3 separate regions of the Mus musculus genome follow, and all the other regions are linked to region 2. Evidence: chromatin loops called from intact Hi-C (ENCODE). Cell type or tissue: gastrocnemius. All regions are shown on one strand. Region 1 overlaps Stxbp6 (syntaxin binding protein 6 (amisyn)). Region 2 overlaps Stxbp6 (syntaxin binding protein 6 (amisyn)). Region 3 has its middle 53 kb from the start of Gm24731.

Region 1 (2,500 bases), 77 kb before region 2:
GTCTCATTTCCTGGCCTTAACACAAAAGCACTATTATTTTCTCAAAAGGGAAATTATTGCAGCATCCCTAACCGGACTCTGACAATTCCTGTTTGCCCCCGTCCTCTTCCTTCCCTTGAGAGAACATAGTGGATTCCAGCTGACACTGATGTGCGCAGCTCAGGGGCTGGCAGCATCAGACCTCTGTTTAAACTGCGAGAAGAGCACTTCTGAGCAAGAACAGTTAGCAGCGCTCACCCCCAAGATCTGCTCCCATCAACAACACAGCTGCGGGGCAGGTTTATTTCATTTTAAAACAGGAGTCAAAAGCGTCAGATTGGTAATTGGGCATTTAATTGGGGAGGTGAAAGTACTTGCTAGATTTAACAGCTTCAACAGGTAATGTTTAAGAACAGGGAAAATTAGAGAGGTGATGCCTGGGATGCAGATGGAAAGCCGATGGATTCTGGCACTAGCTTAACACCCATGGTGGCCGAGAGGTGTACGGATACTGAGCGTTCTTAAATTGCCTTCCTTGTCAGTGGTCATCGGAACATTTTACATCCCCCCCCCTTGGCACTTCAGAAAAGTGCTCCATTTAATGCTCAATTGTTCAATAAAGAATACTCATTTTTTTTCTACAGGGGAATGGCAAGCACGACCTTCTTTAATACCGCAGAGAAGCAGCAATGAGCACCTGTGAGCACCTGTGCACTCTGGCATCTGGCAGACAGCTTGAGGTCTGTTAATTGAAAGGGATGGTTCCTCATGATGGCCAATTCCCAAATCCCTCAAAAGCACTTACAAATGCAGTCGATACCCAGGGACTCATTAGGCTTTTGTTAATCTTATTTTAGATGGACGGCACATTTACATGATTCAAAAATAAGATGCTAAGACATGACTCCTGCATCTGTGTCCATTGTAGCCTCCCCCAGCCTGAAGCAGGCTGGTACAAACCTTGTGGCCACTGAGGTGGGGCCACCTGTGGTGCAGCTTTTTCGGACTTGGCTGGCTCCTCTTTGAAGTGACAACTGCCCTGCTCTTCTGCTACCTGGAGAGGCTGAACCTGTCTTCCTGAGAGATTCCCGAATAAGCAACCAGCCTGGAGACCAACAAAGTGCTGACAGAATGGCTCCAGGCACCAAGAGTGGACTGGGGGACAGGGGACAGGGGACGGGGGGGTCGCCTTCCCCCTTATAAGCACAAACTCTCAGGCCTTGAACAGAAACATGTCTTGGTCTCCATTATCTTCTCTCGCAGTCTAAGTCTCTTTCAGCCCCAGCCTGCCTCCCAGGGGTACCCGGTTCAGGTAGGCCGCGGGCTGGCAAACAACAGTCAGTCAGTCTTAGCCGTTTCCCTTCTTGTACTACAGTTTCTTCATGTGGAAGTGACACACATGAACAAGCATTCTCATTTCCCCTTTACACCCAAGGATAAAGGTTTTACTTGCTATAAACAATACTGAATCTTCGAACCCTTTTTTTAGATTCACAGAGGTAGAAATTCTCAAGTTCCTCTTATTGCCACATATTAACTGTACATTATAGTTGCTTTCACAGTAGCCTTTCATGCTTGCACATAACATGTTTCCCTCATATTCATCCTTACTCCCCTCACTCATTTCTCCTCTTGCTTCCTCCAACCCCCTTTGTCCACTCATGCACTCACCCAGATCTTCACCTTCAACTTCTCATCATCTTTTATCTGCCTTAGTCTCCACATGAGAGAAAAGGCTGTAGTTGTCTGAGCCTGGCTTATTTCACCTACCACAGGATCTGAGGCATACATCTTCCTTTAAAAAAAAAATGAAATAAATGTCTTTCTTTACAGCTAAGCAATACTTCCGTTTAATTTTTTTTCATCTATTCATCTAAGGATGGATGGCTCCCAGGGTTAGGGTTAGGGTTAGGGTTAGGGTTGTATTTTATGGTTTCAATATTATCAGCCAGCCAGGAAGTCTGTCCTTATCCTAACCCCTTTCTAAGTATTTTTGTGATGCAATTAATTTTTTATGTTTATCTACTGCATCTATTGAGAATTCGAAATTATAGGTAAATGATGAATGCAGGGATCCCTCTCCCAGGGATGAGCCTCCTAATTTGTCATCTAAAACAGAGAGTCTTCAGAACAACATATATGCAAAGAAATAAAAATGGACTTTGCAGGTTTTATCATTTGTGTATACATACACGAACATATGCACTTACATAGAAAAATATATTCATTCATATGTAATAATAATCAAGCAAGAAGCAGCTACCAGTTTGAGTATGGAAGGAATTGGAGAGAAATTTTCGAGGGGCTGGAAGGAGGAAAGGGAAGGGGGAAGTGATACAATTGTATTTTAATAAATTAAAAAATATGATATAAAGCATGAATCTAATTAAAAATGTCCAGATGGCAAATGCTTCTATATTGTTTACTAACACTTGAACATTTTCCTCACAGACTTGAGATACTGCCTCTAGCACACACCAGTCTTTCCTTTCATGTATATTGAATATAAATTCTAATACAG
Region 2 (2,500 bases):
ACATTGGGAGTTGATGAGATATTAAATTAAAGACAAAAGTAAAACAACACCAGGCTTTTCCTTTCAAAGTACTTCCCCTATGCACTTTCCGGGTCTCCATGTCTAGAAGGACCTGGCAGAGAAAAAGGACAGAACTGCACAGCTGCCTTTTATGGACGAACTCATATCCTTACAATCATTAAAGCTCAAAAGGGACAGATGCCTCCCTGACCCACAGCTCACTGTGTGTTACAGTTCACTCTTTGTCATGGTGTGAGCAGGAACTGTGGAGATGCAGCTTGATGTTCACTTCAGACACCCAAGTTAACCTCACCTGAAACTCATTCCTTCCTCATCTGCTATAGCCAGAGGGAAAAATCAGGTCGGCAAGAGGTAAAATATTAATCCCAGCACTCGGGAGGCAGAGGCAGGTGGATTTCTGAGTTCGAGGCCAGCCTGGTTTGCAAAGTGAGTTCCAGGACAGCCAGGGCTATACAGAGAAACCCTGTCTTGAAGAAAAAGAAAAAAAAAAGAGGTAAAATATTAGGCTCTCTCTTTCTTTCTCTCTTTCTTCTTTCTTTCTTTTCTTTCTTTCTTTCTTTCTTTCTTTCTTTCTTTCTTTCTTTCTTTCTTTCTTCCGCCTAACAGCAGTAGTTCTATGATGCTAGGTCAGCCATTCAATCTCTGTGAGCCTCTTCTGGTTCTGGTTCTGGTTTTGGTTCTGGTTCTGGTTCTTGTTCTTGGAATTAACTTTGGGAATGACTATGGTTTCTTTGTAGACATGAATATCTAGTATTGTGCAGGGGAAAACCCTAAGAAGTTATTACCTATTAACTCCATTGCTTTGTAGGTTCAGGTGTTGTATCTGATAAAATGTCAAAGTAAATTATTAATTAAGTGCACTGACCTAAAATGAAAAGCCTAAGCATTTTGGTTGACATTTATTATTTCTCTAATACCTCATCTAACAAAGCCAATAGAAAACGACTAATGATTTTGCAGTCAAGCTAGCCAGACATCAAAGCTCCTCTTCTGCAACCTGGTCAGGCTGCACTCTTAAGTATTTTAAATACCTTCTTCCCTTTTTCTGCAAACAGCCTCAGTCACATATGGCAGTATACTTATACATACATACATACATACATACATACATACATACATACATCCTATGTGTGTTGAAATCAAATTACAGCATAAGCCTTAAAGTTTCAAGGATCTTATTATATCAAAGAGGACTTGAAGGGAGAGAATATTAAATAGCCTAAGTATTGTTCACTCTTTGTTAAATACACAAAAATGAATAGAATATGATACTTTAAAGGGATTCTGGATGACTTAATTTTAAAACAGTTACATGTATGAGTGTTTTGTCCACGCATATATGCACACTATGTGCAAGCAATGTCTTCGGTGGCCAGAAGAGAGCACCAGATAGCCCTAGAACTCAATTTGTGATCCACCAAGTGGGTATTGAGAACCTCTACAAGAGCAGCTAGCTAGTGCTTTTACTTCTGAGCATCTCTTCAGACCCCAGAAAAAGGTTTGGAAATCAATTAATTTTCATCCAGGGCAAACATTCATAGGGAACAGAGGACTAAAGTTCCAGTCATACCCTACTACCCTCTAGTACTGTAGGCATTTCCTATTAGTCATCCACACAGTTCCCAGTTTATTCATTTATAAACAATGCATGCAAACCAGGCCTGGTGGTTCATGATTGTACTTGGGGAATAAAGCAAATAGATTTTAAATTTGAGTTCAGCATGAGCTAAATAATGCAACTCAAAGTCCAAAATATCTAATGTCAAAATCATTATTTCTCATGATAAAAAATTGAAAAAAAATTCCAGCCAGCCCAGAAACAAATGGATCTGTGGTAGACAAGAAACCATTAAAGTTATCTTCTTTAAAAATATGCAAAATAAAATTCTTCTTATCATGTTAAATAAGAGGCCAAAATTATATCTAGGATATCATAGTGAAGAAATATTTAAAAGTATGAAAATTAAAAAAGCCAATGTCAGGATTTGTACATATTTCACATTTGGATTTTTCCTCCCCTTCCCTTTTTTTTGTAGAGTAATATATTACTTGTTTCAAATACGCACACGTGCATATGGGTATGTATGTTTCATATATTACATATACATGAGTATAGGTATCCACGAGTGTGCAGAGAAATGCTCTAACCTTCATAAATCCATAGACTATAGAAAGAATTCTGGTCAGAACTGAGCGGATGCTGCTTAGGAGGGCCACTCTCAGCTTCCAATGTTTCCTTTATGAAAATAGAAACTTGGATCTTAAGGAATAACAGACAGGTATAAGCCTGGCATGGCAAATCCACTTCCAAGCACTCATGGGCTTCACAGAGTAATGTGGTTTGTTAAGCAGATGCATGGTTTGCATGCAGCCTAACATGAGCTCCACAGCCTCAACCACATGGGGTCCACATATGGTAGATAAAAAATAACTTGTGTTCAGAAGGTGGGTGGAAGTGACAGAAATTACATCATCATAG
Region 3 (2,500 bases), 150 kb after region 2:
GCCCAGACATTTTTTAACTTCAAGGTGATTCCAGTGTGTACGGAAGTAAGAACTGCTGTTGCATGATCTTCCAGAGTCTAGCTCTGTGGGTGGGTGGTGAGAGGAAAGGCATAGCCCACAGTGATCCACAGAGAGGATCCCAGTATTGGCAGGATGCTTGTGGAAGTAAGAGATCAGACTACAAGAATTCTTCCCCCACAAGAAGTACAACCAGATGTAGGTGGCAAACAGGGAGGTACCCCAAAATGGTGATGTGTCTGGGAGTGTGAAATGCCAGTCAGAATCTGGGATGATGAAACAGGCTGATGCCCCACTGGACCAAATCCCAATGGCCATGGTTTCTTCCTCTAATATCTTCTCTTATCAAAATACATATACTTTCCCTGTCTTTGCACACAGCAGAGCAGTTTTGGGGATGTTTTAGGATGAGGTTACTTGTGTTAGAATTCTGGCTTATTTGACTGTATAATAAGGCATTTTAGACTGTATTGGTTTCTAATTTCCTTGTCATGTAAAATAAGACAAATCTATTAATTATAATTACCCATAGACTATTTGATAGGAAAGAGATAATGGGTGTACCATGTTGAGGGCATTGCTGGGGCCCAGGAAATATTCCTCAAATAAAGCTGCTACAATTTGCTAAACACATGAAACTCAAGAAGAACGAAGACCAAAGTGTGGACACTTTGCCCCTTCTTAGAATTGGGAACAAAACACCCATGGAAGGAGTTACAGAGACAAAGTTTGGAACTGTGAAGAAAGGATGGACCATCTAGAGACTGCCATATCCAGGAATCCATCCCATAATCAGCTTCCAAACACTGACACCATTGCATACATTAGCAAGATTTTGCTGAAAGGACCCAGATAGAGCTGTCTCTTGTGAGACTATGCCGGGGCCTAGCAAACACAGAAGTGGATGCTCACAGTCAGCTAGTAGATGGACCACAGGGCCCCCAATGGAGGAACTAGAGAAAGTACCCAAGGAGCTAAAGGGATCTGCAATCCTATAGGTGGAACAACAATATGAACTAACTAGTGCCCCCTGGAGCTCATATCTCTTGCTGCATATGAATCAGAAAACGGCCTAGTCGGCCATCAGTGGAAAGAGAGGTCCATTAGTCATGCAAACTTTATATGCCTCAGTACAGGGGAACGCCAGGGCCAAGAAATGGGAGTGGGTGGGGGAGCGTGTGGGGGACTTTTGGGATAGCATTGGAAATGTAAATGAAATAAATACCCAATAAAAAAAAAAGGAAAAAAAAAGCTGCCACTGTCCTTGTTTCGTTTGTTTCTTCATTTCTTCGGTTGCATCCACTAATCACTGCCACGAGTCTGAAATCCAGTCTGAATGTCTGACACTCATTGCTATGGCGAGTTACTGTCATGGTTAAAGGACCAATCTAGCCTGGGTGGACCCTGTGTATTTGCTATTTAGAAATGGATGCACCCTCCTGGTCCCTAGCACTTTACTAATGTATGTGTGATATTGCACCACCTACAGGACACTCTGAGGCTAGTCACAGCAATGTGCCCTTCAGGTACTACATTCTTTAGCTTCCCTTTGTGGATGTTTTTTTTTTACACCTATTTTTATGTAAATCTACAAAGTTTTAACTTAGCATACACATTATAGAAGTGGGAGACTTTTGGCTTAACATTGTCCATACACACACACACACACACACACACAATATACACACACACACACACATATATATATACACACACAACATATATACACACACACATATATATACATATATATTGCTGAGATTAATGGTGTTCACCATATATTTTTTAATTAAAAGAATTAAAATTTGTTTTTATTTTTATGTATTATGGCAGTTTTATCTGTATGCCTTTCTAATGTCCAGAAGAAGGCACTGGACTCCTTGAAACTGAAGTTACAGATAGTTAAAGACAGCCATGTTGATGTTGTGAATTGGATCTAGGTCCTCTGGAAGAGCAATTAGTGCTCTTAATCACTGAGCGATGTCTCAAGCCCCTAACACAGTCATTTCTGCCTTCTCTGGAATCATTCAATAAAGAAAAGATCAATTACTTTGTTAGTATTTTTTGTTTATTTGTGTATTTGTTGGTATGTGTGTATACACATTTATGTTCTCCTTATTGAATTATCTTTTGGTACCACTAAATACAGGAGTGTTTATTGCATATTTTCGGAGAGGTACTTGTGACTCTTAGCAAACAAGTTCTCTTAGACTCATAGAAAGAAGTTTAGAACTGTTGTAGGCTGCACTTTCATCTTCCCAGGGTTTCTCTTAACTTGAACTGCTAGAAACTTCTTGGCTTGATGTGACGTAGCACCAAAATTCACCTAATTGTGAACATAAATACAGATGCAGCTAGAGTGTCATGTTCATCTAGATGACTTACAGTATCATAAAAAATAAAAGCACAAATACAAAGTTCTTGAAGATTTTGGGAAATCTGGGGACTTTCAGAGATTCTATGACTCCAAATGAAGGCATAC

The links. Hi-C counts contacts between places; a loop is a spot of excess contacts. Peaks named below come from ENCODE experiments on the same cell type or tissue, not always from the same donor. Only the 100,000 strongest peaks of a DNase experiment are listed, where the experiment ranks them.
Region 1: it touches region 2 in a loop (1.8-fold over the local background); 6 of 42 quality-filtered maps call a loop at or near these places.
Region 3: it touches region 2 in a loop (2.5-fold over the local background); 10 of 42 quality-filtered maps call a loop at or near these places.

What each region holds. Positions count from the first base shown.
Region 1 is chr12:44,931,770-44,934,269 of GRCm38, forward strand. The region is part of intron 2 of Stxbp6 (syntaxin binding protein 6 (amisyn)); the gene reads right to left. It overlaps Gm33548 (a long non-coding RNA gene), which reads left to right. Exons shown (of 3, transcript XR_381565.4): 2 at 624-719; 3 at 837-1,157. Among named protein-coding and RNA genes, the nearest start is that of Gm33548, 6.5 kb to the left of the region's middle. In gastrocnemius, no CTCF peak of the experiment used is centred here; a DNase peak (open chromatin) is centred at 974; H3K4me3 peaks cover 982 bases; H3K27ac peaks cover 1,010 bases.
Region 2 is chr12:45,008,781-45,011,280 of GRCm38, forward strand. All of the region lies in intron 2 of Stxbp6 (syntaxin binding protein 6 (amisyn)), which reads right to left. Gm38487 (a long non-coding RNA gene) reads right to left here. Exons shown (of 2, transcript XR_381564.3): 2 at 2,046-2,500. Among named protein-coding and RNA genes, the nearest start is that of Gm38487, 9.4 kb to the right of the region's middle. In gastrocnemius, a CTCF peak has its summit at 1,392 (motif pointing right); no DNase peak of the experiment used is centred here; H3K27ac peaks cover 348 bases.
Region 3 is chr12:45,160,732-45,163,231 of GRCm38, forward strand. No RefSeq gene overlaps it. Among named protein-coding and RNA genes, the nearest start is that of Gm24731, 53 kb to the left of the region's middle. In gastrocnemius, a CTCF peak has its summit at 1,510 (motif pointing left); a DNase peak (open chromatin) is centred at 1,482.